2 separate regions of the Mus musculus genome follow, and region 2 is linked to region 1. The links are chromatin loops, found by intact Hi-C in ENCODE. Cell type or tissue: left cerebral cortex. All regions are shown on one strand. Links, peaks and the distances in the headings refer to the core of each region. The heading gives the core; the rest is flanking DNA. Region 1 overlaps Atp1b4 (ATPase, (Na+)/K+ transporting, beta 4 polypeptide). Region 2 overlaps Lamp2 (lysosomal-associated membrane protein 2).

Region 1 (15,780 bases), core at 7,380-15,379:
GGTCTGAGTTAATTTATGACACAAAATGTCTTGGTGAATGCAAGAAATTCATACCATAAAGATCAGAGTGGGAAAAAAAGAAATGGTTTCAGAGTTCAATCTACCTTTGGGGGCTTACACTTGTGGGTCACAGGGACCCTTTCTTGTCTGCTTTCATCTCAGCTCCCAAACTATTCACATGCTGGGCTCTGAAATTTCAGTATCAGACATGGAGGGGGGCCTTTGAGACACACTGTATCTAACTCACGCAATTGTCTGTTACAAATGTTTTAAAATGTTACGCACAGGTGGGCCTAGTGGGAAATAATTGTAATCCCATTACTCAAGAGGCTGAGGCAGGAAGACCATGAGTTCAAAAGAAGTCTGAGCTACATAGTGACATCCTGTCTCATAAATCATATGCACAGGCCGGAGAGATGGCTCAACGATTAAGAGGACTGGCTGCTCTTCCAGAGGTCCTGAGTTCATTTCCCAGCAACCACATGGTGGCTCACAACCATCTGTAAAGGGACCTGATGCCCTCTTCTGGAGTGTCTGAAGAGAGCAACATTGTGTGTGTGTGTGTGTGTGTGTGTGTGTGTGTGTGTGTGTGTGTGTGTATTTATATATATAGTAAATGAATAAATAAATCTTTAAAAAATCATATGCACACATACACATTCACATATACACAGAGAGATAGAAAGGCAGAGGTAGAGATAAAGAGTAGTTCTATTATTCAGACTGAGGCCTGACTTGCACACACAGAAACAAGTTTTGTTTTGTTTTTTAAGTCGAAGGAGAGAAAGAGGATGATAGTGAGGAACGAGGATGAGTAAGAACAAAGTAAAAGGACATATACGAACAGACATGCCAGAATGGAGCATATTATCTTGTGTGGTGGTTTGACTGAGAATGGCCTCATGGGCTCATATATTTGAAGATTTGGTCATCAGGGAATGGCATTACTTGAGAGGGATTAGGAGGTGTGTCCTTGTTTGGGATAGCTGTGGCCTTATTGAAGGAAATGTGTCAGTGGGGATGGGCTTTGAGGTTTCTGAAGTTTAAATCAGGCCCAGTGGCTCTCTCATTCTGCTGCCTGCAGATCTGGGTGCAGAGCTCTTAGCTACCATGTCTGCCTGCATTTTGCCATGCTCCCTACCCTGAGGATAATAGACTAAACTTCTGAAGCTGTAAGCCAGCCCCAACTAAATGGTTTCTCTTTTTTTTAAAAATTGGTTGTTTTATTTATTTACATTTCAAATGTTATCCCCTTTCCAGGTTTCCCCTCACGAAAACCCCTATCCATCTACCCTTCCCCTGCTTCTATGAGGGTCCTCCACAACCTACCCATTTCCTCCTCCCCTCCCTGGCATTCCCCTACACTGGGGCATCAAGCCTTCTCAGGACCAAAAGCCTCTCCTCCCATGGATGCCTGACAAGGCCATCTTCTGCTACATATAGAGCTGGAGCCATGGGTCCCTCCATGTGTACCCTTTGGTTGGTGGTTTAGTCCCTGGGTGCTCTGGGGGGTTCTTCCTATGGGGCTGCAAACCCCTTCAGCTCCTTCAGTCCCTCCCCTAACTCCTCCATTGGGATTCCTGGGCTCAGTCTGATGGTTAACTGCAAGCATCTGTATATGTATTGGTCAGGCTTTCTTGTATAAGAGTTGCCCTTGCACATACCAACTTAGAAAATAAATAAAACAAACGAGGCAGACTTTCAGCATCAATCAAATTGTTATGCTATAAACTGGATTTAGTCTTCAACAAGGGAAAATATTTTTACATGGACAAAAGATACAGAATACTGATGTTTCTAGTCATGGGCCATATAGAATAATAAAGGATAGTAATCCCTGACAAGTGGGAGCCATGAGTTGAGCCTCATGTTTGTGATACATATTGTCTAGACCATGGCATGGAGAGGAGGAACTCAAGTAAGAGCTGGACCTGAGGAGGAGAGGAGAGAATCTGCAGCAACCAAAGGAAGTAGGTTTTGTTAGACATAGCACTAAGTAAAATATTGTAAATGTAGAATTAACTCCAGAGACTTACAGAGGGTGCCCTGGATCACCGATGGTCCTCCCAGGTACCTATGGATCCATGCACTTGAGAAAACTACCCAAGGCTAAGGAATAAGCCACATAGAATGGTTAGAAACCCAGATATTTAAGTAGTGTCTATTCCTTTCAGCCAGACTGGAAAGAGGAAGGAAAGAAAAGAAAGGAAGGAAGGAAGAAAAAAAGGAAGGAAATTAAAAATAAAGTATTCTATAGACCGTTTCCCAAAGATGATAGTGTTATGAGTAATATTGTCTACTTGACAGGACCTAGACGTAGCTAGGAGACAAATTTCTGAGGCATTTTCTGGATTAGGTTAGGCAAGGTGGGAAGAACCTTCCATGGATAAGGTTCTGGACTGAATATAAAGGAGAAAAGGAGCTAAGAATGGACGTTTACCTCCTGTTTATGGATGCAGTGTGATCAGCTGTCTCTGGTTCCTGCTGCCAAGCTCCAACCATAATGGGCTATCCCTCAAACTGTGAGCCAGCAGAAACCCTTTTGTCCTTAAGTTGCTTTTATCAGATATTTTGTCACAGCAATAAAAGAAATATCCAATATAGATTTTGTAAGTGTTCAAGAGACAAATAAAAATGTACTCAAGATTACTAATGATCAAAGCAATGAAAATTAATGCTACAGCAAGTTATCACCTCACACCCATTATCACAAACACATAAAAGACGAGTGATGGTCAAGAAATGAGAGTAACTCAATAGTTGCTATGACTCTGAAATGGTAGAGCCATCATGAAAAAAAATAATACTGATGCTCCTGAGAACATGCATGTTCATGTTTATAGAAAAACTATTTATAATTGCCAAGAGCTAGAAACAACCCAAACGTCCATTGACTATATGTGCTATATGTAAAGACAGATAGCAAGGTATAAACATACAATGAAATACTATTTAGTTTTATAAGGAAGGAAATACTAGGGTTGGGGAGACCAGTCAAGTGCTTGCTGTGTAAACATGAAGATTTGAGTTTGATACCAAGAAATGTGGAAGGCTTGGTGGTATGTGCTTAGAATCCTAGCACTGGAGAAGTAGAGACAGGCATATTCCTGGAGCTCAATGCCCAGCCATCTTAGCCCAATTTGTGAGCCATGGGTTCCAGTAAGAGACCCTGCATTAAAAATTAAGGCAGGTCTATGGAGATGGTTTAGTGGATAAATAGCTTGTATATCACCAAGTATGAGGTCTTCAATTTGGATCTCCAGTACCTACATATGGTTGGTGGGCATGGTGGCCTACATGTAATTCCAGTGCTTGGAAGATAGAAATGGAAGCAAGCCAATTAGCTAAAACAGACAATACCATTGAGCTCTGGGTTCAACTGAGTCACCTTGCCTAAATGAATGAGGCAAATAGTAACTAGGAAAGACTTCTGACATCTGTACATATGTGCAAGCACACATACACACACACACACACACACACACACACACACAGAGCTTACCACATACATACAACATATATACACACATACATATATAAGTTCACATTCAAAAAGTACAATTGAGGAAGATACCCAGTGTCAACCTCTAGTCTCATGGGCATACACACATGTACCTGTACACATAAGAACATATATGTACACATGGATACACACAGAAATACTGACATATGCTCTAACATGGGTAAATTCTAACGATATGAAGATAAATGAAATAAGCTAGTCACAAAAAGTAAATGGTATATGATTCCACTTACCTAGGATATCCAAGTAGTCAAATGCACAAAGACTGAAAATAGGATGGTTGATACCAGAGGCTGGGAGGAGGGGAAGTTGTGAATACATATAGGATTTCAAATTAGCAAGATTTAAATGAAAGAAAAACCATCATCAACTTGAGAAAGGCTGAAGGAGGTCACTGGAGGAAGATGACATGGGAGGGGCTGGAGGAAGGAAAGTGAAGGGGTAAATTATATAATTATTGTTTAATTAAAAACATATTTTAAAAGCTCCAGAGCTCTATTTCACAATATTAAACACAGTATATGCCACTGAAACATGTATTTAAAATGGTTAAGGTGTCAAGTTTTGTGTGTTTGAAAAGTTTTTTTTTAAATAAAATCTTATTTAGTAGCTCAGGCTAGCTAGTCTGGACCTCACTACATAGCCCAGGTTAGCCTCAAACACATGTGCTGATATTCCAGATGTTTGCCAACATATATTACTTATGTGAGTTTTTTATTATAATAAAAATATACCCCGAACAACCAGAAGTATGTAAATTCATTTTTCCATAAGAATGCTCGTTTGTAAAACAGAGTGGCAATAAGCTTAATATACAACTTAGAAATAGTTAAATAATTTTTTTGTTTTATTTTTTGAAACAAAGGTTCTCTGTGTAGCCCTGGCTGTCCTGGAACTCACTCTGTACACCAGGCTGGCTTGGAACTCACAGAGATCCACCTGACTCTGCCTCCCATATTCTGGGATTAAAAGTGTGTGCCACTACTGCTTGGCAGTTAAATTCTATGTATTCCTATTCTAAAATAATATGTTTGCACAAAAGTTATAATGCACAAACAAAACCATAGTTTGCTAAAGTAAATAGCATAGTGTAGTGTGTCTTTATAACACAGAGTAGACAAATATATGAAAATAATTGCACAAAAATGAAAGTGTGTGTTTGAAACTTCCTGTGTTGTTGTTTTGTGTTTCATTCCTATAGCAAAGTACCCAAGGCTGGTTACTTTATAAAGAAAGGAGATTTTTTTTATCTGACAGTTCTGGAGATTCAAGAGCAAAGTGCCAGCATCTGTGTGGTTCTGGTGAAGGTCTCCAGGAAAATATTATAATAGTGAGAATTCATGTGGTCACGTGGTGAAACAGGAAGCAAGATACAGCCAAACTTCCTTTATACCAGCCTCTACTGGAAGCTGTCTTCCCATAAACTTTTGTGAAACACACTCAAACGATATACCAAACATAGCACTTCACATACCAATTATTAAATGATATATTACACTATAGGATGTAACATACAGTAATAAGTTAAAGATATGTACTATTACCTCTAAAGAGCTGGTGTTTTAGTTAGGGCTTCCATTGCTATGAAGAGACACCATGACCAAGGCAACTCTTATAAAGGACAGCATTTAATTGGGCTGGTTTTCAGTCTCAGAGGTTCAGTCTGCTATTGCATTATGGCAGGAAGCATGGCAGCATCCAGGCAGACATGGTTCTGGAGAAGGAGCTGAGAGTTCTACACCCTGATCTGAAGGCTGCCAGGATGAGACTGTCTTCTGCAGGAAGCCAGGAGGAGGATCTCTTTCACATTGGTCTGAACATAGAAGAGACCACAAAGCCCATCTGCACAGTGACACACTTCCTCCAACAAGGCCACACGTATTAATATTGCCAGTCCTTATGGACCAAGTATTCAAACACATGAGTCCATGGGGGCTGTACCTATGCAAACCACCACAAGTGTTTTATATAAAAAAAGATACTTTGGCTTAAAAAAATCCATAAAAAATAAAGTGGAATGATTTAAAATGAGTTTGTAGGCCAGTAAGAGGACTTATCCACCAAGCCTCACAACTGGGAGTTTAATTTCTCTCTGTCTCTCTGTCTCTCTGTCTCTGTCTCTCTCTCTCACACACACACATAGTTAGAAAATAAAATTAGAAAAGCACATATTTTCTGTCTTCTTGGGTACATTTTGTTTTGAATATCTGGGAAAAGCTTTACAGGACTCCTGAGAGGTTTTCTTTATGAGGAAAAACTTAGAAAAGGAAAGAACATTAAATTGAAACTAATTATCAAGGGCTGGAAATGTAGCCCCATGTTAGAACTCTGGCCTACCATGTATGAGGTTGTGAGCTGTTTCCAGAGCTACAAGCCAAAACGGAAAAAAAAAATACCTCTTGTGTTGGCTAATCATGGTTGTTAACTGGACTGCCTCTAGAATCCGCTAAAATCTAGGGACTTGGTCACGCCTGTGAGGCGAAATTGATTGGCTCACTTCAAGTGAGAAGACACACCCCAAATCCAGTACATTTGAGGTGCAAACCCCACCCTCAATCTGGGTCACATTTTTTATGCAGTCTTCATAAAAGGACCTGGCTGAAGGAAGCTTTTACTTTTTTGCCTGACTTATCTCACTCTCACTAGGAAGTTCGTCCATACTGTTGTCAAGGCATTCCTTCACTGGTGGTTCAGCCTTCCAGGTTCAGTGCAAAGTCTCTAGGAATTCCCCAGTTCTCTGGCACCAGATTGAGAATACTGAGGCATCTAGTTTCATGGAGTGCACAACTACTGACTCTTGGCTTTTCCATCAGAAGATAGTAATTGTTGGACTTCCTAGATCATATCCTGTAAGTCACTCTAATAATTATATATATATATATATATATATATATATATATATATATATATATATATATGCTGTCAGTTCTGTTCTTTTAGAGAACCTTGAATAATACAGTTTTCTTTTCTCTAAAATCCATTATAAATTCTCCTTACTCTCAGTTACTCCATTGGCTGATTCAGTGGCCCATTTACTTGCTGATTTGATCTCGGTCTTTCTCCCTGAGATGCCTGATTTTCTATTATCATGTCCTACATAATAAGAGATCACTGGACCTATTCATTTATAGTCAGAATTGACAGGATGACATGAGCTACACAGTTCAAGGCTAGCCTGGGACATGTAACAAAGGCTCTAATAAACAATAAAAAAGATAGGTGTGGTTGTACACAATTGTAATGTCAACTCTTGGAAGGCAGAAGCAAGTCTGGGTGACATTGCAAGATCCTGCCCCCACCCCCAGCAAATTTTGAATTGCTATCCCAGGCTATTTCTCATGAGCTTCTGTTTATTGTGGGAGGGTGTCATGAGTCAGGTTCTTATCTGTACACCTCATTACAGGGAGACACAGGACTGCGTATCTTGGTCTTCTTAGTACACAGACACAGGATTAACACCATTTACTTTCATTCTAGAATTGGCTTTTCCATAACAAGTAATCTATGAGTTTTGTCATCTATCCTCTGACCCCTATGTTTTGGTATCATCTTATGGGATTGTGTGGGGAACTGACATTATGTATTTGCTTATGCCATCTATGTAAGTAGTAAACTGTTTATCCATTTCCCCCTGTTGTTACCTTACTGGCCAAATCTCTGACAGAGTGGCCAGCCAGTCTAGCAGCTCCTTCTGCCCAGAGACTGCTTGATCTCAAAATTACCCTCTGTCCCATTGTGTCACAGCATCACTTATACCACCTCCTGACAATCAGGCTCAACAGAACAAGTTACGATGGAGATATTTCTTGTCTCAACTTCCTGGATGCAAGGATATCAGAACATGTAGTGGTAGTTCCATTGGTTAGAATGATGATATTGGGCCATTGCTCCTCAGGGAATATTTGGCAATATGTTTTGGTCAATGTGGGGGTTTGAACCTAAGGATTCTTGCAAGTTAGGCAAGTATTCTACCACTGATCCACAGCCCTTACATCTGGAGACATTTTTGTTCATAACAATTAGGAGAGTTGTATAGTGGAACCTAGCAGATAGAAGACCAGGATGCTACTAAGTATCCTTTAGTGCACAGGGCAGTGCTACAACCATAAATATTCCAGCCCAAGTATCAATAGCTGCAAGATGGAGATAATCTTATGCTGGAGTGAGTCACTTCAGGGCCAGGACATTAACTCTAGAATGTCTGACAAACACAAAGCCTCTTGATGTGTTAACGGTAGTAATGGTAAGTGCAGCTCTTCATACTTAATGCCCCTTTGTTTTGGAATTCATGTGTTCTTTCTGATGGCATAGATTATATAAATTTTTGTCTTAATGAATGTACCATATTCTGAAAAATGAGATTCTATACTCACAGATTATTGACAGTGGTTGGTGCTTTATCTGTCCTTCAAAAGACAATTCTGCTACACTGTGCGCACACACACCACATACACATATTTATGCACAAACACACAGCACCAACTTTCATATTATGTGGTATGGAATCTGTAGAGCTCATCATCATAGGCTAATTCTTGTATCTTCTTTGCTATATGAGAAATTCTTTGGTCTAATTCAACTTTAAGTGATATTACATACCAAATGATCATATATTCTGTTAAGAATTCAAATAACAGTGTACTGGCCTGTGGTTAAGAAAAGCAAAACTACAGCTTGGATAAATGCCCTTTTCTGTAAAAACAAACTTCTGATACATCTGGAGTATAAGTGGAACATGGTAGACAGCTTGCTACTGTCTTAGGATTCTATTGCTGTGAATAGACATCATGATCATGGCAACTCTTATAAAAGAAAACATTTAATTGGGGCTGGTCTACAGGTTCAGAGATTTAGCCCATTATTGTCATGGCAGGAAGCATGGTAGCACACAGGCAGACATGGTGCTACACAGGTAGCTGAGAGTTCTACATCTGGATTGGCAGGCAGCAGAAAGAGAGTGACACTGGGCATGGCTTGAGCATCTGAGACCTCAAATCCTGCCTCCAGTGACATACTTCTTCCAACAAGGTCACACTTAACTCCAGCCAAGCTACACCTCCCAATAGGGCCACTCCCTATGGACCTATGGGACCCATTTTTTTTAAAACCACCACATGATCAGTTGAGTCCCTTGCTGTCTGTTCAGAAATTCAGAGGTATCAGAACTAAGACTAGCCTAGGCAAGTATGAGTCCATTCCATTATTTCCATATTTAATTCCCAAAGAGACATTACTTGAACTCTTGATTTTAAACTGTATTGCAAAGTTACAGTACTTAAGTCAGTATCACATCAGCATAAGAGCATAAACATAGACCTGTGAAACAGAATGAAAGGTTTAGAAATAAACCCATTGACTTGTTTCATTAATTTTACATTTTATTTATTTTATATTTTACTATTTATTTGTATCTTATATCTATGTGTTTTTTGTTCTCATGAATGTCTTTCTGCCACATGTGTGCCTAGTACTCATGGAGTTCAGAAGACGATGTTGGATTCATGGAAATGGAATTATGAACAGTGGTGAGCTTCCCTGTGGGTGCTCTCAATTGATCCTGAATCCTTTGCAAGAACAAGTGCTTTGAACCACTAAGCCATCTCACCAGCTTCTATGCCATTAATTAAAGTAATTATTTGTTGCTACTGTATAGAGGGACAACTGATTTTTTGGTAAATTAATGTTTAATCATTCAGTCTTGATGACATTGCCCATTTGCTCCATAATCTTTTAGTGTACTCCTTAAGATTGTCATTACCTAGAAGACTGAAGGGGGAAAAGGTGTCATCCTCGTCTTGTTCCTCACTTATGAATATGTGGCACATTCTTCACGTCCTCCTCCTCTTGTTCTTTATGGTGTTGGGGATTAAGTTAAGCAAATGCTGTACCACCAAGCTCTACTTCCTGACCTCATGTTTATTTTTGGTCAGAGTCAAAGCAGCTTTTCAATTCAAGTGAACTCTTATGAAGGCGTATCTCTTTTCTATGAACCAAAAAGTTAATGAAAATTTATATATTTTCTTTGGTAATGACAAACAGAACATATCAGGGTCTTTCCTCATCATCTTCATCCTCCTTATTCTTCTCTCCTACCCTTCTTCCCTTCCCCTCCCTCCCTCCCTCCTCTCTTCCCTTCTTCCCCTACTCTTTTTTCCTCATCCAAAAGAATTGAAACAATGCTAGATTAGGGTGAAAGAATTGTTTGTTGTAAACATTTAAAAAACACTTTACTCTGAAAGTTCAGGTGCAAACAGACATAAGGTGGTGTGGGGGTTGACAGGTCCCTGATGAAAAGGAGTACACCCACTCCCCCTTGTCTGGTGATATTATTTCAGGTTTCCTTGGAGAGATCACTTTCCCCAGACTAGTGTAGGTTGTTTGAGTGGCATTGATATCAATCTATCAAGCATGGCAGTCAGAAAGTTCTCATGGTATCCACTCAAGGATTGGTACCAATCCAAGGCAATAGGGGACTCAGAAGATTTTAAAAATTATTTTATTTAATTTGTATAATTATTTTGATGGTTAGAATAAAAACGAATAGGTTTTTTTTATTAGATATTTAATCATGGCATCTTCATGCGTCACCGCACTTTACTCTCCTTCATTCCCCGCTCCCACTACTTCTTCCCTTTTGTTATTGTATGCTGGGTGCTGATTTGGTATCTTGTTACTTTGCCAAAAAAAATGTTTGTCAGTTCCAAGCATTTTCTGGTGAAGACTTAAGGATCTTTTTAATTATAAGATATTGTTTTCTGCAAATAGGCATAATTTGACTTCTTTTTTTTCCCTAATTATATAGTTTTTACTTCTTTCTCCTGTCTTAACTGCTGTAGCTAAGACTCTGGGCACTGAATTGAACAAGTAGATATGATGGAAACCCTTGTTCTGTTCCAGATGTTAGAGTGAGAGCTCCCAGTTTCCCCCATTTTAGATTTGTCATGTATGGCATTTGTTATTCTCTCTCTCTCTCTCTCTCTCTCTCTCTCTCTCTCTCTCTCTCTCTCTGTCTGTCTCTCTCTGTCTCTGTCTCTCTCTCTCTCTCTCTTGTTGAGACAGGGCCTCACTGTGTAGCTCTCCCTGTCCTAGAACTCATTTGTAGACCGGGCTGGCCTCAAATTCACAAAGATCAGCTTGCCTCTACCTCTCAAGTTCTGAGTTTAAAGATATGTGCCATCACACCCAGCTATTAATCTATTCCCTGTGTGTGGGGGAGTGTTTTTCATTATCTGCACATCAGAGGAGGGCTTCAGATTTCATGAGGCTAGAGTTATAGATGGTTGTGGGCTACCACATGTGTTCTAGGACTTGAACTTAGGACCTCTGGAAAAGCAGCCACTTACACACCTCTCCAGCCCAAAGGTATGCTCTTTCTATCTCTAGTTATTCAGGGCTTTAATCACGGAAATATTTTGAACTTTGTTGAAGGTCTTTTCTGCTTGGATTTGGATCAGTGATTCTCACTCTTCCTAGTGCTGTGACCCTTTAAAACAGTTCCTCATGTTATACTGACCCCCACCCATAAAACTATTTTGTTGCTACTTCGGAGCTGTAATTTTGCTACTGTAAATATCCAGTATGCAGGGTACCTGATATGCATCCTCTGTGAAAGGGTCCTTAGGCCTTCAATGGGGTTGTGACACACATGTTGAGAAGCACTGATTTAGATGATCAAATGCGTTCTGTCATTAAGTCTTCTTATGTTTTGAGTTGTACTTATTGATTAACATATTGGGAATGAATTTTTGCATCTCTGGATTGAAACCAGTTTGGGCATTGGATGTGATTTTCTTAATATGTTCTTGAATTAAATTTGGAAGAATTTCACTGAGAAATTCACTATCTGTGTTAGTTAGGAAATTCATTTAGTTATACCTTCTTTGTTATATCTTTCTGTGGTTGCAGTGTCAGAGTGATGTTGGCTCTTAGACTGAATTTGTTACTGTTCGTTCCCTTTCTGTCTTATAGAAAGTTTGAGGGGACTCAAATGTTTATTTTTCACTTGAACTTTCAGGAGAGGCCTTTTTGCTTTTCAGGGTACCATTAGTACAGTCTAGTAATGCTGGCAGCCTTGTTGCCTGTCTTAATTGCGGAACCTGATTATGAGGCTGGCACAATAGAGAGCAGAAGGGAGACATGGAGAAAGAAACACGAGACGCCCTAATGACATATTTGAGTTTCTGGACATGACTTATGCCAGAAGCCAAATCATATCCAAGTTTTGCAATCCCCCTTTTGCCTTCAGTAAAATTGGATGCTGGTGTTGTTGTTCATTGGTTTGTTTTGTCCTGAGCAAGCAAAATAATTCAAAATGACACACCAAAGGACACTGGATTAGAGAAGGTGGGGCATTTAAAAAGAGAATGAATACTGAAGAACAGAGAAAAGCTTTCTATAATGGTAGAGTTGATGCTTTTGACTGTACTGGCACTGAAAAGATTTGGGTATAAAGGCAAAATTGACCCTGTGGCTGAAGTTGGTTCAGTGACTGCTTATATTCTGCAGGCTTCAAAGAATCTTCCCACAGAACTTCCACCTGGCAGCTATGCTAGGTACCTGCTCTTTTCACCTCCCAGATACACATTTTAGTATTCTGCATGCTGGGTTCTTCCCTGGAAGGCTGACCTGCATGAATCGCAATTGCTGCTATTTTTGTTCCCTTGATCTGACTGAGGAGAGTTACTAGCAGGAGGCAGAGTGAAGACGATTGAGTGTGTATTCTTTTTCCCCTCTCTAGATGACCACCCATCACCTAGGCTCTCCTAATCTTTCAATGAAACCACCACTCTTCTCCAGACAGACAACTCTACATACCCTACACCTGCCCCTGAACCACATGCTCTAGGAGTGGCAAGTGTTCAGCCACTGCTAGGCTGGGTTACTATGTTATTTGCATTTCCCTTCATCTATGCTTCCTTTTTTTGTTTGTTTGTTTTTTTTTTTAATTTTTTATTAGGTATTTATTTCATTTACATTTCCAATGCTATCCCAAAAGTCCCCCACACGCTCCCCCCCAACTCCTCCACCCACCCACTCCCACTTCTTGGCCCTGGCGTTCCCCTGCACTGAGGCATATAAAGTTTGCACGACCAATGGGCCTCTCTTTCCAGTGATGGCCAACTAGGCCATCCTCCACTACATATGCAGCTAGAGACAAGAGCTCCGGGGTACTGGTTAGTTCATATTGTTGTTCCACCTATAGGGTTGCAGATCCCTTTAGTTCCTTGGGTGCTTTTTCTAGCTCCTCCATTGGGGGCCCTGTGATCCATCCAATAGCTGACTGTGAGCATCCACTTCTGTGTTTGCTAGGCCCCGTATGCTTTCTTTAAATGATAGTTTTGTAACTAAGCCTTCTTCTGATTATTATCAAGTTACCCATTGCTATTTACTTCTTGCTGGGACTCTGATTAATGTTTTGCTCATTAAGGAACCTATAAGACAGTACATTCTGAAGAGAAATCTGCTAGGCTGTTCTTAAATTTTTTGGATCTCCCTATCAAATATTTTTGGCTTCTGCTAAAGAACTTCTTTTTCTTGATTTTGCAGTCATCAATCTTGTCTACCTTCACTGCCCCCAACACACATCACCATTTCCCCTCCCTCCATTCTATCTCTCCCTCCCCTCTTCTTCTCCCTCTCTCCTCCCTCCTTCCCTCTTCCACCCCCATACACCCTTTAACAACATGAATTTAAAACATTTCTGCATGGAGAAATGCACAGTGTAAATCACATTTTTGTATGATTTAAATTCCTTTAATATATACAGATATTTTAAGGGAAACTCAGCAAAAGAATGGACTCTAATGAAGAGGCAAGAACAGAAAAATGTATTTATCCCTTTTCTTAATATATCCCAAATGAAACATCTAGTAGATTGTCAGCTAGGGAAACTTCCAAGGAAATAAAATATCCCTGTTGCAGCCAAGCCTCTAAGTTGAATAAAGAGCTGGGGATATTTGTCTTCAGCTGCTATGTCCAGGAAAGATTCAAGTTGGGAGTCAGTTTGGGTGGTCAGATATGCCTGGAAGCCACCTAGCCAGGCTTCCATTGAGTGTTTGCAGGGATTCTATTTAGATCTTGGTTCCACCCCCCCCCCACCTCAAAGCATCACTTAGCGTGTACATGTCCTATATAAATAGAACAATTTATGGCAGGATTCAACCTTGATAAAGGAAGATGCTGGTCATGATGGGGGCCAAGTGTTTAGAAAAAGAGGGTAAAATAAAGGGGCAAAGCAAGATGGCTATGACAAAGCAGTTTTTTTGAGAAATTGAAAACTGAATACTGGAAAGAAAAATATTCTTAGATAAATCAGTTTTTATCTTCATGTCCCTATCAATCAGCAGTTCTCAACCTGTGGGTTGCAACCCCTTTCATAGGGGGTCTCCTAAGACCATTGGAAAACAGACGCAAAATTACAGTTATGAAGTACCAGTAAACTAATCTTATGGTTGGGGGGACGGGCACCACAATATGAGAAACTGTATTAAAAGGTCGCAGCATTAAGAAGGTTGAGAACTGCTGTTATAGAGAGGAAAACCAGCCTTCAGCTAATAGGTTGTCAGTTGTCAAGCTTTCCTTCCATGTGGCTTGCTGTTCAATATCCCTGTGGGTGTGTGTGGGGGGGGGAGGTGTAGGGGGTGTGGAGAGTGTGTGGAGTCAGTGATCAGATCCAGAAAGAGGGATCATACATTGCTTTTTATTTCGTTTATTGTTGGCACCAACTCCCCAAGACAGTATAAATATTTTCTACATCGAAGACTCCAAGTAAATGGATGCCTAAGGATGATTTCTTTAAAATAATGATTTCAAAGGAGTCAAAAGTGAAAACGCATACATAAACTATAGCAAGAACAAAACCATGAAGCCATGTGGAAGTAGTATTTCTCATTGACAAGTAAAGCCAAGTGCATTGCAACAGATGGTATAGAAATCAAATCCTGGTACAGCACAGTATGGGAGCCCATTTAAATTAATCAACTAGAAATTTATTGAACAGTTAGAATTGCACATGAACAAACATACTCATTAATCCAGTTCTGTATAATATCCAGTTTTGAATAAGAAAGCCATTTTTCATGTTCCAGCTGACAGCACAAACTGTCTTAGTACTTTTGAATACTTCTTTGAAACTGTGGACATTATATCTGCCACCGAATGAGAAACACATATGACAAAATCATTCCTAATTTCTTATCTAATAGTTAAACATATTCAACAGGACCATGTATTATGTATAAAATATAGCACCAGTAGTTGAATTCCTGTGAAATGTTAACTATTTTAACTCAAGTTTGACATGTTTCAGAATGTTTGGGATATGGTCTGTTGACTTTTAAAAAGATGGTACTTCCTGGTAAGCAGCAGCTCTGAGTTGAGAGAGCACTGGACCTGGAGTCAGATGCAATGCAGGTTGTTTCCCTTAAAGATCCTTTCCAGATCAGATGCTGTATACTCTTTTGCTATTAAATCTTAAGGTTTTGATTAAGGCCATTTTTAAATGGTCTCAAGCTGTTCTCGTTTTCATTTTTTATTAGTTTTCTGTTCAAAGGCTAGGAAACTTGAACTTTGTGAGAAAGTAACTCCGGAGGAGTCGGGATTTTTGTGTTGGTGTCTTATGTAGCCCTGCCGTCCCGCTCATCTTCTGTTGCTTGTTAAATGCTGTCTGCCCCTCACTAGTATGGAGAATATTTAGAAGGGCTCTGCAAGGGAGACTCCCAAGAGTAATAGCAGCCCATTCTGCAACAAGACCCAGAGAAAAGCACCACATTAGGAGCTAGATCAGTGTGTTTACATAACTGGCTCAAGTTCCCAAGATTAAATATTTCCTAAATGAGTTCACATCATCAAATGTTGCTTTTGTCTTCTGCTTTCCTTCTCTTCTACTCTACATGTGTTCATATCTCTACATCAGTGTCTGACCAGAGGAACTCACAAGATAAAACTGTCCCAAAGTGACCTCAACAGCTTCCTTTCCAATCTCTTTCTCTTTTATTCCTCGATTATCAATATCACTATCTCATTGATTTTTGCCAAGCTCAAAATCCTGGGCTCATTTGTCCACTCTTCCTCCTCTCCCCCAATTCCTGTCTTGGTTTTGTCCTTTCTGTCATGGATTCACTCCTGATGTTATGACTGCCCCAGTGCTCTTGATCAAATGCAAATGTGCTTACAGGGATTTCCTGATTAAACCACTTTAAAGACTCCCTTTCTCTCAACATCTCTAAGTACTTGTGCGATTCAGTCTCCTCATCCTT
Region 2 (15,780 bases), core at 2,840-10,839, 63 kb before region 1:
CTCTCTTCTTAGTCCTTGATGTTGTGACTGATCGTTAGCTTTCACTTGCCATTCAGTTGTCTCTGCAGCAGTTTGACTCATAACTCATCCTGCACATTGCTAGATCCTATAGGCATTGTTTTAGAATTCTCTAACATGTTAAATTCTTCTCATGACAATGGGAGCTCTCCCCTTCCTGAGCTGTGACACCATCTTCTACCTGCCTTTCCTACGTCTATTTTTATACCTTAGTCCCTCAAATATTAGTATTCTTAGGGGTTTTCTCTCTGGTCCCTTTTCAGTTTACTCATTCCAGTTTATTGATGTTTTGTTTGGAAACTAGATGTCTTGTTTTCTTAGTGTTTTAAAAATGCTACACAGACTATTTCATTATGATGGTTTCCCACACACTCATTCTTGCTGCTGCTTTCCCCTCCCCCTCTCCTGCTTTCACGTTACATGTATTACACTCCTTCCTTAAAAATCCTTTTCTCAGTCTGTCAATCTAGTTTCATGACTACATACAAACTAAAATACAGTATCTGAGTTTCAGAAATTGGGGTATTCGTCTTTGAGTCTGCCTTATTTTGCTCAACATGCTAATATTAGTTTGATCAATTTGACTTAAAATGGTATGATTTCATTTTTATTTATAGCCAAATAAAATGCTATTGTATATACACACCACATTTTATCTAGTCACCCTTTCATAGACATCTAGACTGTTTCCTACTGTGAATTAGTTTACTACTATGTACAATGCAGCAGTAAATACAGATGTACAGGTATTTGTGGTAGGATAGACCCCTTTAGGTATGTACTCACGAATGGTATAGCTAAGGACACAGACATCTTAAATTCAACCCCAAACTGAGTATCTCCCTTTTCTACATACTTCCTTTTATGATCTATCTCACTTATCTTCAGTAACTATAAATGCAACATGACTAAAATTCACATTTCTTTCTTTTGGATTCCCGTCATGGTGAAGGGCACCAGCATCTGCAGAACCACTGAAGTGTGGAACTAGAAAGTATCCTGTTATTGCAGCCCATTACACTCCTCACATTCATTTTTGCCAATTTTACCTTCTAAATGGATCTGTGGTCTCCCCATTGCACCTACACGTCATTAACCCAGTTCAGGAATATTGGTCACTTGGTTGTTAGCGATAGAGGTGGCTCCTAGCTTACTACTTGTATAGTCTTCCATCTGCAACTCTGAAGTGTACCCTGCTTGAATTCCTGTTTGTTTGTTTGTTTGTTTTTCCATTGGGATAAGACAGAACCACTGAAGAGTGTACTTTTGTGAGCTGGTCTTAAATACACTTTTTCTGGCTTCCATCAATTGTTCTATGTCACCTTCCTTGGCATTGCTCCTGGTGTTTTTATGTTTTCTTACTGTCCATGTTTTTGTCTGCATTGTATTTTGTTTGCTTTTATTTGTTGTTACTGTTTCTGTTTTTATTTTTTTGTTTTTCTCTACAGGTTTCTCTGTATAGCCCTGTCTGTCCTGGAACTCACTAGGTAGATCAGGCTGGCCACAAACTCAGAGATCCACCTGCCTCTGCTTCCTGAGTGCTGGGATTAAAGGTGTGTTGCACCGCCACCTGGCTCTCTGCACTGTTTCTTACATCTGCAGTGCCCCCACTATCTGCATAGTTAGTTATAATTAATTAATGGTTAATTGTTTGTCTTAGAACACATCAAATGTTGCCTTTCCAAAGTGTCTTATTTAACTAAGCTGAGTTGACCGAATCCCTGAAATATCTCCATGATTCTTTGTGTATTGCTTGCCCCACCATAGCACATCTTGAATTTGTAACTACTGATTTCTGTGTTTGACTCTCACACCAGATTACATATCTTATTTTTTATGTTATCATACAGCATTTTATTATATCATTCAATATATATATTGCATTATATGTTCTCATGTTCTTCTTCCCCAGTACTTTCCCTGTCCTTTCTTTCCTCTTGCTGCTTTCAGGTCATCGAAACCTTTACCTGTATATCACATCTGTACCATTTCCTTCCTCTTTAGAAGCTCTTTTACCCCTCTCACATTCTCCTTTGTATTTATACACATTTAAATCTACATATAAAAACTGATATTTGTGTTATTCTGGCTTATTTTGGTTAACATAACTTCATTTGCAGTTTTTCCAGCAAATGACACAATTGCACTTTTCTTCATGGCTATATATATATACATATATATATATATATATATATATATACACACACACACATATATGCATATATATGCATATATGTGTGTGTGTGTGTGTATTCAGTTTCCTTATCTACTTACTTGTTGGACATCTGGGTTAGGTCTTGATATATCTTGTGACTAGTGCTGGAATAAGTGTAGATGTGCAAGTATCTCTGACCTTGATTTCATTTGTTGGATACCTACTCAGGAGTGGGATAGCTGGCTTATATGGTAATTCTATTAGTAAGGCTTTTGTTTTGAGATACTAAATTATTTTCTCTGGATACATAAGTAGTAGTGGAACTCCTAGATTGCTATATACATGTTTTTTCTTTTTAATTTTTCTTTTCTTAGATTTTGTTTCTTTGAAAACTTGAAATACCTATATATTCTCATCAGAACTCTCTCACCTTTTATTTTCCTCCCATTCCTATCAACGTGCCTTCTTCCTGGCTTGTCCTTTTTCCAGATTCCTCTCCTCCCCTCCCCTCCCCTCCCCTCCCCTCCCTTCCTCCTCTTCCTCCTCCTCCTTCTCCTTCTTCTCTCTCTCTCTCCTCCCTCCCTCTTTCTTTCTTTCTTTCTTTCTTTCTTTCTTTCTTTCTTTCTTTCTTTCTTTCTTTCTTTCTTTCTTTCTTTCTTTCTTTCTTTCTTTCTTTTTTGTTTTTCGAGACAGGGTTTCTCTGTGTTCCCCTGGCTGTCCTGGAACTCACTCTATAGACCAGGCTGGCCTCAAATTTAGAAATTCGCCTGCCTCTGCCTCCCAAGTGCTGGGACTGAAGGTGGTGCCACCATGCCCGACTTCTTCCTTCCTTCCTTCTTTCTTTCTTTTTGAGGAAACTTGATACTGATTTCTATGGTTGCTAAACTAGAACATTCCTACCAGTAGTGAATAAATACCCTTTTTTCCCTCAACTACATAAACAGCATGAAGCCAGCAGGGCCAGATTAATCATCTTTCCTTATTACTAAGTGAGCTCACATTCTATGCATTGAGCTCTGTGTCTGCTTTATATACGTGTTTATTTGGTGAGTTAGTACTCTCTAATATCGAGGATTCAATGTCATAGTTAGCTCTGGAAGCTCCAGGCTGATCAAGGGAAAGCAAATTTCTGTAAGAAGCCTGGGAGTGTGTGCTCACTATACACATTTTTCCCCCCAATGACTGCTTTTTATGAAGGGGAACTGCATAGAAGTACTTGTTTTTTGTTTTTGCTTGAAAAAAAAAAACTTTTGGTGCAACATCTCATGAAATATCATATCACTACTGATAATGAATGCCAATGACTTGCCATTTTGATGTAAAAATCTGTATGCAGGGGGAAGGGTTGTCATTTTAACTTAAATTGAGACATATGAAATGCCATTGTTTCTGTTCTCAATTGTCCTTTCTCCACATCCAGCTCAAGACTGCAGTGCAGATGAAGACAACTTCCTTGTGCCCATAGCGGTGGGAGCAGCTCTGGGAGGAGTACTTATTCTAGTGTTGCTGGCTTATTTTATTGGTCTCAAGCGCCATCATACTGGATATGAGCAATTTTAGTAACTGCAATCTGATTGATTATATTACAGAATACATACAAAAAAACAAAGTTGTCTTACCTGTCAGTGTATGAAGCACTTTGCTCCTTAAGACAGACACCTTGGAACTTTCATTCGGAAATTAGTCCCCGAAGTTTGAGATAAGTCTTTTTTTGAATTTTTTTTTCTCTGATCTGCTTAAAATGCAGATTGGCTTTAAAAAGAAAAGAAAACAAACACACATATGCAATGTTTTAAGGTCTGTCTTAAGAAGCTTTGGCCAAATTGGGATCCTAACCTAAGATGCCTTAAACTTATTAACATGACCATTATAAGAAAAGATATATGGAGTTGTATCTTACTGGAATTAATAAACACTGCTTGACCACCGGTGTTCTGTTTCAATTTGTAACAGCTGTCCTAATTTAAACTCACCACTACTAGCTTTTGCATATACTTAAAATACCTATCAGATATTCACAGACTTGGTTTTTGGAGGGATGAAGTAGAGAGTCCGTAGGGCCATCCACAGTTTGTTTTTGTTTTTTGTTTTTTAAATAAGAACTGAAGAGGAACCAGAGAGTGTTTGTTTGTTTGGTTTTTTGAAACAGGGTTTCTCTGTGTAGCCCTTGTCCTGGAAGTCACTCTTTAGACCAGGCTGGCCTTGAACTCACAGAGATCCACCTGCTTCTGCCTCCTGAATGCTGAAATTGAGGTGTGTGCTATCGCCACCCAGCTAAGTATTACATTTTTAAAGGTTATGACTTGATGTCTTTTGAGTTCAAGTTAAATATGAAATTGATTCTCAAACTTGTGATTTTTTTACATAGGTTAAAAACAGGCTCAGAAAGTTATAACAGAGCTCAGACTGGCTTCTTAATTAGAAGGTTTTTTTTGGGGGGGGGGGTGGTGTTAAAAGAATTTGTCTGTAGCTCTGGCTGATCTGGTAGTTGCTATGTTGTCCGGGCTGGATTCAAGCTCAGATCCATCTGCCTTGGCTGGCTAAATAAGGGTCACAGGCATGTGTTACCATGCCCATCCCGGGCTTTTAAGAAAATGGTTTTTTTTTTCAGCACTACAGACGGAAGGGGTTCAAACAGTTAACCGTTCCCCTCGCTCTCGTCCTCTTTGGATGCCTGGTTAGCACTGAAGGATAGAGGATTCTATGAACTAATTAGGACAGATTGTGTTGTGTTTCTCTACCTCATCTTGTTGATCTCTGGAGCATTAAAATCTATTTAGTGTTGTCATCAGACTGGTACTTATGAAATGTAAGCTAACAGCAATCTCAGAAGGGAGGCAATGAAGCACAGCAGTTATGCTCTTGCTTCTCCAAGACAGCCGCGGTGGGGCACAGCTCTGAGGGGGTGGAGAAAGAGGCTGTTGGCATCCAAATGAGCTAGGCAGATAGTCCAGATTGAAACATTTTCCTGGTAAAAGTGAAGTGCTGATGGAATACATAAATAAATCAAGGGATTTAACAGATGAGACCATGTACACACTGAAATGATCATTAATTCATTTTAATGTGTATATTGGCTTGCTCAGAGTTTCTGTCACGTACTAATTAACAGTGAAAATGTGTTTAGGTATCCAGCTGTCAGTGTCTGTTAAGGAGCTTTCTGAAAAACAGTAGTCCTCCAAAAAAAAAATAGGCTAATTGTAGTTATTGAAATCGACATTATGTTTTCAGAACCATGACAACGTTTGTGTGAGTGACAAAAGTGTGAGAGAAAAATCTCAGATAACACAAAACATTATAATTTATTCATGGCTCTAGCCTTGTACTGAAAAGACCTTAGTGATTAGGTACTCCTTAAGTCCAGAGCTGTGTGAAAAGGGATGTGACTTCCTCAATGTTACATGTTCAGCAGCAATGAAACCGTTAGTATTTGGATTAAATTCTCAATAAAATGTAATCATTCAATAGTAAAATGTTGATTGATTAAAACTTGAGCTCCTGGGTCCAAAGGTGGCATTTTGAGAGCTGACTTGCTTCAGTCGTTTTGAAATAATGAATGCAGGCCTTCTCAGTCGTCCACTAAGACACAACTGTTAGGATTCCTGTGTTGTCAAAACTCAAGCCTCTTTGGATCATACACACAGGAGGAAAAGGGAAGGGGCTGAGTAATTGTGGCTCACTTGCTGTGACCCAGGTTCTTTAAAACATATTGAATTCTCAAGTACTATATAATGGAAGCATTCGTGGAAGGGAGGGAGGCCCAGCTTAGATAACTTGGCAGTTTCCCTAAGTTAGTTATTACTTCAGAGTCTGATTTCCAATTCAGTTACGTCTGGGGGTCAGAGTTTAGTGTCCACATTGCTCATGCTGTGCTCTGGTGATTCCATAGGACGGACTCACATGCCTTTGATGCTGCTATTCTTCACCACGACCATCAGTTAGTTGGAAAGAATTATTTGTAACCCGTGAGCTACCTAATGCTTATGTGGAAAAAACAAAACAAAACATTAGCTGGAGAGATTACTAAGCATATTTATTTGTTGGTCTTGTGGAGGACCTGAGTTTGACTCTGAGCACCCACCTGTAACTTCAGTTCTGCGGATGAGATGCCCTCTTCTGGCCTCCAGGGCACTAGATGCATGTGGTCCATAGCCATACACATAAGTGAAATACCTGCATAATAAGATCAAATAAATCTTTAAAAAGCTAGAACCCACCTTGATCCTGTCTTTTACTTGACTAGAAGCCCCCACCCCACCCCCATGTGCTTGGTATGGAACCCAAGAGCCTTAGGCATGCTAGACAAGCACTCTAGCACTGAGCTAGCTTCTCTTTCCCACTTAACACTTTAAGTCTAGATGTGGCAGGGGGGAAAGGAAGAGGAGATGCAGAGGCAGTAATTTCCCTAATGCCATCAGGCAACTCTGAAGTTGTATAAGCAAGTACTATAACTCAATATTGTATAAGCTTAATTCAGAGTTTGAACCATTTCCCAGTTTCCCTTTCTGTACTGAGAATTTTTTTTTTTTTTACATGAAAAGTTAAACAGTGGTCTTGCTGTGAAATGTTCGGGTGGATGTTGATTAAGTAATACTCCAAAGAAAATGATAGCACGTGTCTCTGCTGTCAATGCTTCATGTTTGCTTCTTCCTCCCATTGTATTCTTTACTAATTGGCTCTCTCTGCTGTCTCTCTGTTCTTTTCTAACAGCTGAGGAATGTGCTGCTGACTCTGACCTCAACTTTCTTATTCCTGTTGCAGTGGGTGTGGCCTTGGGCTTCCTTATAATTGCTGTGTTTATATCTTACATGATTGGAAGACGGAAAAGTCGTACTGGTTATCAGTCTGTCTAATCAAGCCAGTCTCGTGCTTCCATTGGCCAAAAGCCAGGAATTGCTGTGCGATAAATCGGATCCACAGACTGACTTCAGTGAGTTGCAAGCTGGCTTGGGCATGAGTAGAACTTTAAAAATGGATTAGGACCAGTCTTTATTTCTGCCATTTTCTTCTCTGTTCATTAAGATGTAATTTAAAGAAAACTTACAACTTAGACTGTCTTTTTAAAGTACATAATTTTAAGCATCTGGATCCAATTTTGGAAGCATTTCTACCGAAGTATAATTTTATATGTTGCACTTAGTTGTATTTTGCTACTTTGATGTTATTTGCAAAATCAGAACTGAAAGAGGATGTCACTTGCTTCCCAAAATAAGTTTTGAAACGTTATAGTTCATCTTCTTTGAAGACAAACATAAAACTTAGCTCATAAAAGGAATGACTTTCTGTACCTTCTAAGGAGAATTGTTTAAATCTGTGTAATTCTGTTACTTTAGAAAGGGGTCTCGGGGCTGGAGAGATGGCTCAGTCATTGAAGGCTAGGCTCACAACCAAAAATAAAAAGAGGTCTGGGATGTAACCCAGTGATACTGCATGCATATATGAAGTTCTGGGTTCCAGCCTCACAACTTAAAAGTAGCATCTAAAACAGACTACACTCAACAGAAAAATCTGCCTATTTCTCCATTACTTTCAGAGCTACTATATTTTAAGAAGGAATTGTTTGCTTATTTTTTTGGCTTTGGCAGTTTGGGGTGTATTGATTATATTAAACCTGATATTTCTACTGCAAGATGAAGCAATACTGTTCGTGTTTTTTTTAAGGTGTTGATTTAGAATGGCCTATTTTTTAAGGGTATAATTTAGAATTGTTTCCCAGCTTTAACTTGTTCAGAAAGTTAATTTATCCTGCACTAACAAAAAGAAAAACCCTTCTGTACACTTTTGTGCCTCAGTGAGTTCAAGAATTGATATTTCTAATGCATTGACTTTTCTTCTCCTGGTACCAAGTGCTAACTGTGGAATCTAGTGGACGCTGACATGTCGTCTGTCAGGTGGCTGCCTAACCAAAGCTCACCTGGGATGATCTTACAAATGTATTGATTTTGATAGAGTCTTGTATCCCTGTCGGGGCCATGAGTGCCTGTGGCTTCTGGAGTAAGGTCCTAGACACTACGTCTCCTTGTGTTTGTTGGATTCTTTAGCCACTGAGTTACTTTGGGTGTTTAATGCTGTGCATGTTTATGCCCCACATGCCAGCTTTGCACACCTGATACTAGCACGAGGCAGATGTTGAATTTTCTCGAGCTATTTTCTCTCTACTGAGAACTGAAGAGTCCAAAGATCTGTTTTCACTTCAGAGATTTTAGTTAAGCCTAAAATAGTAATCTTAAGTCCAAGTCAGTGGTTTTCAACCTCTGGATTTTGACCCCATTAACAAACCCCTGTCTCCAAAAATATTTACATTACAATCTGTAACAGTAGCAAAATTAGTTATGAAGTGGCAACAAAAATGTTTTGGGATGGGGGGGGGGTCAACAGAAAGGGTTGCAGCATTAGGAAGGTTGAGGACCACTGGGCTAAGTGATGTTAGTTTGATAGCAGATCCCATGATCAAATCCCAATCTACCTCTGAGCATACTGCAGCTGCTCACCACTGTGCTGCTGCCACGAGCTGATGCCAGGCTATTTTACCATTAACTGCAGTTCTGAAATCCTATTAAAAAGAAAGCAGGTTTGCCAAGATGCTTTCCTGCTATCTTATCTCTGTCTATCTCAAAAGCAAAGACACCCAACTGTGTAGAATTGTGGGTAACTCAATCCCTCTCCACTTGCTCTAATAGATACAGAACGGCTTTTAACAAAACGTCCTCCAACGGCTTCTGCTTATTTGTTATTTAGCAAAAGTCATCTAGCCAAAATGCCAGTACTGTAAAGAACAGTGACTTCCTTTCAATATATATTTTGGATATTATCTTGAAGCCTAATTAATTAAATGGACTTTTTGGCTTGCTAAGTATATGACTTGAATATTCAGAGAGACTCCAAAAATATGGGTATATTCAAAACCTTTCTACTCTTTGAGCAGGATACTAATGTAACTAATTCTTCATTAGGTGTTTTGGCTTTATCTTAGGCAATTAGCAGATGTGTCTTTTAGTCTCTGAGCATTGAAATACAAAATCATAGGAGGTTAAAAAAGTTGCTTCAATTCCAGTGAAGTTCAAAGTCTGTGAACTGAGTTGAGTGTTCAGTTAGCTTTTCTTTGTGAGTTCATGTTACACCAATATAACAGTGGATCAGACTAAGACTTTGAACTTGTGAATGGTGAATCATTTTCTACCTAATCCTCTTTGGGAGAACTGATGCTTGCTGTTCTTTCAAGTTTTGGATTTGTCCCATTTAAAGAACTAATGGATCCAGGGAAAATAAAGTATCCTTGTTTGATCTCATATGTGTGATTTTAGATTGATACATCAGCGCTAATAAAGGTGATACATCCCATGCCACCATGGATAACCTCACTTTTATTCTGTGTACACAGCCTTAAGAGCTTAGATTGATTTATAGCTTTAAGTCCTTTTCTTTTGACATGCCAGCACAAATCATGATCTTAAAGGTTTGCAATTTGACTCAAGTCCCATTATAAGGTAACTACTAGAACCTTTAAAATAGACAATTCATGGGGATGGAAAGATGGCTCAGTGGTTAAGAGCACTGTCTGCTCTTCCAGAGGACCTGAGTTCAATTCCCAGCAACCACCATTCTTAAATGTTAGCATTTCATTTTGTGACTGCTCCATGTTTTATTGCCATCCACTGTTTTTTTTTTTCTTTTCTGAGACATGATCACATATAACCCAGGCTGGGGCTTTGAACTCCTGAGCCTCCTGCTTCTAACTCCTGGGTACTGATATTATAGGCAGCACTACCACATACAACTTTAGTTGGAAAAGTGGCTCTACACAGGATTTGTGGGACTGGTTAGGGAAGGGGAGTCTCAACAGAATATTTCTTGTTTCATCTCCTTTACTGAATGTATTCACAATTCAATACTTAACAAGTGCAGCTAGCAAGAATACTCCATGTATATTGTCTGTAAGGGTTCCTATGGATGTAAGTCAATTTGAAGGATCACCTTTTAAGTTCAGTGTATGTAATCCCTGAGAGCACTACTGCCTTTAGAACTCAGAGGAAATATTTCCTCTTTTCCATTACTTTTATTGTTTATGTATTTTTAAGGCACTGTAAATTTGGATCGCTTTGTTTCAAGAGGTATGCACAATGAACAACAAGTTTTGGTACATAGTGTTTTTGTTTGTTTTTCCTTGAAATGGTTTCTCTGTGTAACACTGACTGTCCTGGAACTTGCTCTGGCATTAACCTCACAGAGATCCATCTAACTCTGCTGGAATTAAAAGTCTGTGTTACAACTGACCAAATGGAAATGGCGGCATGGAAATCAACTGCCCTCCCCTCCCCCCCCAAACACATTTTTCTTTTTTTAACCAGCAAAGCAACTCTAATTTCTTTTCTCAATACAAAGTCTCACTATGTAGCTCTGGATGGCCTCAAACTTCCAGAGATTCTTCTGCCCCCCCTCCCACCCCCGCCCAGTGCTGAGATTAAAGGTGTGCACCACCGCCACCTGATAGCAACTCTAGTTTCAGTGAGCTGCTCCAGGGCTAAGCTCCTGCCCCACATTGTGTCATTCAGGACAGTAAATCTGAGGTTGCAAATTATCATTCCCAGTTCACAGAAGTGAGGTCACTGAAGCATTGAAGTTAGTGGCCAAGCGGCTATCTGAGTTCAGGTTTGTCTGCCTCCACAGACCATACCATTTAGCATTATACGTCCTGCTCCTCTAAGATGCTTCAGGCTTATAGAGCATTTGCCTTGTATTAGTCACAGAAATCTGACTTGTGCTCTGCCAGCCTGCCTTTAATCAATCCAATACATACACTCCATTATTCTTGAGTTTGGAAGGGTAGATGAGTTCTGTGGCAACGTGCCTTTTGAAAGCTCAGTGCCAGTTTGCAGTGTGCCTTATTACTGATGCTAAGCTCTGAGGATCTTTTTTTCCAAGCTAGCCTCATCCATTTATTCTGATCACATATCATTATCATTCTGCCCTCAGATTCTTCTGCATCATGAATCATTTCGACTGTGCATTAGTGTGTTTAAGAAACTAAATGGCTCTCTCTCTGTCCTCGCTTTCCTTAATGTCACTCCTATCCCAGAGTCATCCCTTGGATTTAAGTGCACTGTAGCTAGGACACTTGGCAGTTTGAGCTCTGATACACAGCTCCTACTCCCAAATGTAGGGCAGTGCTGTGGTTATGAGTATGCATGGCCATACCCAGCTAGGGCTTCAAATGGGGATCCTTCAGCTTATACAGCAAGTGCTCTTACCCACTGAGCCATCTCTTCCGTTCTGAAGTGCCATTTAAAACTGGCTGGACAGGTAATGCTTCATTGACAAGATGACAGTTCAAAGAGACTTGACTGGGGTGGGAGTGTGAGCTATGAAGGGAGCTATGGAACAAGCTTTGCAGATAGAATGCAGAGAAAGTACAAGGACCTAGAGAGGAAAGCACCCTTGGGGGCTTTGGGGGGGGTCAATATGGCTACAAAGGAGTAGAGGGATGTACTAGACAAGATATGCTACAGATTATGGCCAGAAGTTTAAATATGAAGGTAAGCATCTCTTGAAACTCTTTCAAAACTGCCCTAGATTTGGGAGTACGTACTTCCTTGCCAGCCAGTGGACCAGAAACGGCAAACTTAAGGCCAGTAAAAAACTCTGTTTTTTTCAACACCTAGTGTTTTATTCAGATAGCAGTCCCGTTACACATGGTCCAAGAACATTCAAATAAGAACTCAAATCAGAAGTTAAAGATTGGTCTTCAAACATCATAGCCAACAATGCCACGTTTGCCTATGATCTCTCCGATATAAAACCACATCCACACCTCAGTGGCCACCAAACCATTCAGCACAGCTTCCTTCACTGTAAGGTGTTTGAAGCTACCAGTTTTAGCACTTTGAATGGTTTTTTTTTTCACACTCTGAATAGCTGTAGGGATTTCACCAGGGGTTGGGGGAACCAGCTCAACCTTGGCGTAGTGCCAAAATGTGGCCAATCGAGGCTTCGAGTAAGTCACGGCAGCGGCCACCATCGATGGTGCCGTCTCCGTGAAGTTACAGATGAGCTTGGCCATGGTCTAAGGTGGAAGGTATGTCTCCCCGAACCACCGGCTGAATGTCCCTCTGCTTTTTTTGTTGGTTTTGTTTTGGTTTGTGTATGTTATTTTGTTTTGATTTTTAAAAATCTTACTGTTTTTTTTATTTGTTTTGATTGAGGGATTGGAGAGAGATGAGTTTGGGGAGTGGAAACACGATAAAAATGTATGAAAAAAAAAAAAGAGAAACCCTGTTTCAAGCAAATAAGGCAGAAAATGACAGACCAGGACACCCAATGTTGTCTGATCTTTGTTTACGCACATGGACATGCACTAGTAATGCATACAATGTGCACATGTGTGTGTTCATGTTCGTGCACACACACACACACACACACACACACACACACACACACACAACAATATTCCTATGACTTTCACTCCCCCTACCTTGTAGACCGAGGTTAGGTTCCTAGCATCCACAGGGCAGCTCACAACCATCTGTAACTCCAGACCCAGGGGATCCACTCTTATGTCATGGTCCCCTTTCTAGTGTCATGACCAGTAACCACATCCACAAAGACATAAATGTATAAAGTTAAAATGTGTATTTTTACTGGGATCCACAGGAGAGAAAATGTTTTGTAAATGTATGTGATACTTTTCTGCTATGCCACTTAACATGATTTCTAGTTCTACTGATTTTTCTGTAAATTTTATTTCTTTTTGTACAGATTTATTTTTTGTATGTATTTGTGTACCCTTATGTGTTGTGTGTGTGAAGGTGAGTGTAGGTGTCTGTGGAGGTCCGAAGAGGGTGTTAGATCCCCAGGAGCTGAAGTTACAGGTGGTTGTGAGTTCAGGTTCTCTGGAAGAGTAGCTGGTACTCTTAATGGTTGGGCTTCTCTCCAGCCCCATAATTTCATTTTTAAAAAAAGGCAACAAAAATCCATTGTATATATTGAACACTTTTTTCTTTATCCATTGATCTGATTCTATTTCTTAGCTATTATGAAGAGTACAGCAATATACATGGATGTGTGGTCTCTGTGGTAGGGTTTACAGTCCATTACATAAAGATAAATATAAAATATAAATATAAATATATTCTCCCTCTTTCCCTCTCTATTCTGACTGCAGTTTCACCTCCCTTCCTCCTCTCTTCCCAGTCTCCCCCCTCCTCTCCTTTGTCCCCCTCATCCACTCCTCCAGTTCTCTTCAGAAAAGAATAGGCTTCCCAGCCAACCATGGCATATCAAGTTACAGTAAGACTAGGCACCTCCTCTCCTGTTGAGGCTGGATGAGGCAGCCCAGTAGGAGGAAAGGTTCCTAAAGCAGGAATAAAAGTCAGAGATAGCCCTTGCTCCTGTGTTAGGAATCTTACAAGAAGACCAAGCTACACAACTGTAACATACGTGCAGAGGGCCTAGATCAGACCCATGCAGGCTTCCTGGTCAGTCTCTGTGAGCTCCTGTGAGTCCAGGTTAGTTGAGTCTGTGGGTTTTCTTGCAATGTCCTCAAACTTTATGGTTCCTACATTCCTTTACCCTCTTCTACAGGATTTCCTGAGCTCTGCCTAATGTTTGGCTGTGGGTGTCTGTATCTGTTTTCATCAATTGCTGGGGGAACAGTCTCTGGTAAGAACTGGGCAAGGCACCAATCTATGAGTATAGCAGGATATTAGGAATAATTTTCTATTCTAGGTCTCTGAGCTATCCATCTTCTGCATCCTGGCCTTCCAGGCAGTGTCAGGGGTGGTCTTATGGCATTGGTCTCAAGCTGGACCAGCCATTGATTGGCCATTCCCACAATGTCTGCTCTAGCTTTACCCAAGCACAACTTGTAGGTAGGACCAATTTGTATAGTTAGTGTTATGGCTAGATGATATGATAGTTGCATTTTTACTCTTTTGAGGGCCCTTCACAGTTGATTTGTGTACTGGCTACACCAGTTAATATCCCTAACAGCAGCGTGAAGGCTTTCTCTTTCCTCATCAGCATTTGTCATCTGTTTTCTTTTTGGTAGTCTGGGGTGAGATTTAATCTCACTGTAGTTTTAATGTCTCAGATGGCTAAAGGAACAACAGTACTTCTTGTGTCACTTCCAATTCCAAAACGTAGCCTGCATCTGTGACTTCTGGAAGTTTCTATGTAATTAGTTAATTAATTAACATCCCAAATGCTGCTCCCTCTCCTGGTCTCTCCTTCCCAGAGTCCCTTCCCCCATACACTCTCCCTTTCTTCTGCAACTCACTGCATAACTTCACAATTCAGTCTTGATTTTCAATGTGGTTGGAGTATACTTTTTCTGTTCATCTGAGTCTTATCTTAGCTCTATTCCCTCTCTACTCCTTCTTCTTGTGATCACAACATCTGCAATTTATCATCTTTAAGGAAAAGATTCACCTTGATATCATTAAGCAAACACTTATTGCTTACTATATTTGGTGGCATTCTCTTCAATCTTTTTAAAACTTTAAAACGCTATACCATAGAATGTATTGTTACTTTAGAGATGGGCAAACCTAACTTAGGTTAAATAAATTGTACAGGGCTACATAGCTACTCTGTACTTTAAATGCCAAGGTTCAAAAACCTGTACTGACATAAACATCATACTATATGATACAGCATTTAAAAGAAAGCAAATGGAATTCTGGACATGCCATCTACCTTCAAATAGAAAGTGGGGAATCCATATACAACCACCAAACCCAGACACTTTTGCACATGCCAGCAAGATTTTGCTGACAGGACCCTGATATAGCTGTCTCTTGTGAGGCTATGCCAGTGCCTGGCAAATACAGAAATGGATGCTCATAGTCATCTATTGGGTGGAACACAGGGCCCCTAATGAAGGAGCTAGAGAAAGGACCCAAGGATCTAAAGGGATCTGCAACCCTACAGGTGGAACAACATTATGAACTAACCAGTACCCCGGAGCTCTTGACTCTAGCTGCATATGTATCAAAAGATGGCCTAGTCGGCCACCAATGGAAGGAGAGGCCCTTGGTCTTGGGAAGATCATATGTACAGGGGAATGCCAGGGCCAGGAAGTGGGAGTGGATGGGTTGGGGAGCAGGGCAGGGGGAGGGTATAGGGGACTTTCAGGATAGCATTTGAAATGTAAATAAGGAAAATATCTAATAAAAATATAATGTGAAAAAAGAAAGAAAGCGGAGAATCCAGTCGTGCGTCCTAGAGTCCTGGAAGGGCACGAGGAAAGGAGCATGGACAGAAAATGTTTTCAGAGCACAGAGTTGGATAGGACGAATACTCTCTGATGTTCAGTAGCAAAGGAGGATAACTGCAGTTAGGAAATATAATTTTGAACATAAGAAAAGCAAGTAGGGAGAATTTTGAATGCTCATATCACAGAGAAATATATATCAGATGCCCTGAACTTATCACTACATATGTATAGCAAAATATATTAAAATGTCACAGTATACCCCATTATTATATATAGTTATGTGTCAGTTTTTCAAAAATCTGGGCCGAGGAGATGGCCCAGTGGGTAAGAGGCTTACTATGCAAGGCAGAGCACCTGGATTTGAGTGCCCAGAACCCATGCAAAGTCCAGGCCATCA

Evidence for each region. Hi-C counts contacts between places; a loop is a spot of excess contacts. Peaks named below come from ENCODE experiments on the same cell type or tissue, not always from the same donor. Only the 100,000 strongest peaks of a DNase experiment are listed, where the experiment ranks them.
Region 2: a loop joins it to region 1, with 8 times the contacts of the local background. A loop is called at or near these places in 1 of 42 quality-filtered maps.

What each region holds. Positions count from the first base shown.
Region 1 is chrX:38,335,207-38,350,986 of GRCm38, reverse strand. It overlaps Atp1b4 (ATPase, (Na+)/K+ transporting, beta 4 polypeptide), which reads right to left. Exons shown (of 8, transcript NM_001290389.1): 8 at 14,203-15,780. Among named protein-coding and RNA genes, the nearest start is that of Atp1b4, 27 kb to the right of the region's middle. In left cerebral cortex, for the core only: no CTCF peak of the experiment used is centred there; no DNase peak of the experiment used is centred there.
Region 2 is chrX:38,393,385-38,409,164 of GRCm38, reverse strand. Lamp2 (lysosomal-associated membrane protein 2) reads left to right here. Exons shown (of 9, transcript NM_001017959.2): 9 at 3,594-4,116. The coding sequence ends at 3,733. It also overlaps the pseudogene Gm4853. Among named protein-coding and RNA genes, the nearest start is that of Lamp2, 55 kb to the left of the region's middle. In left cerebral cortex, for the core only: no CTCF peak of the experiment used is centred there; a DNase peak (open chromatin) is centred at 7,055.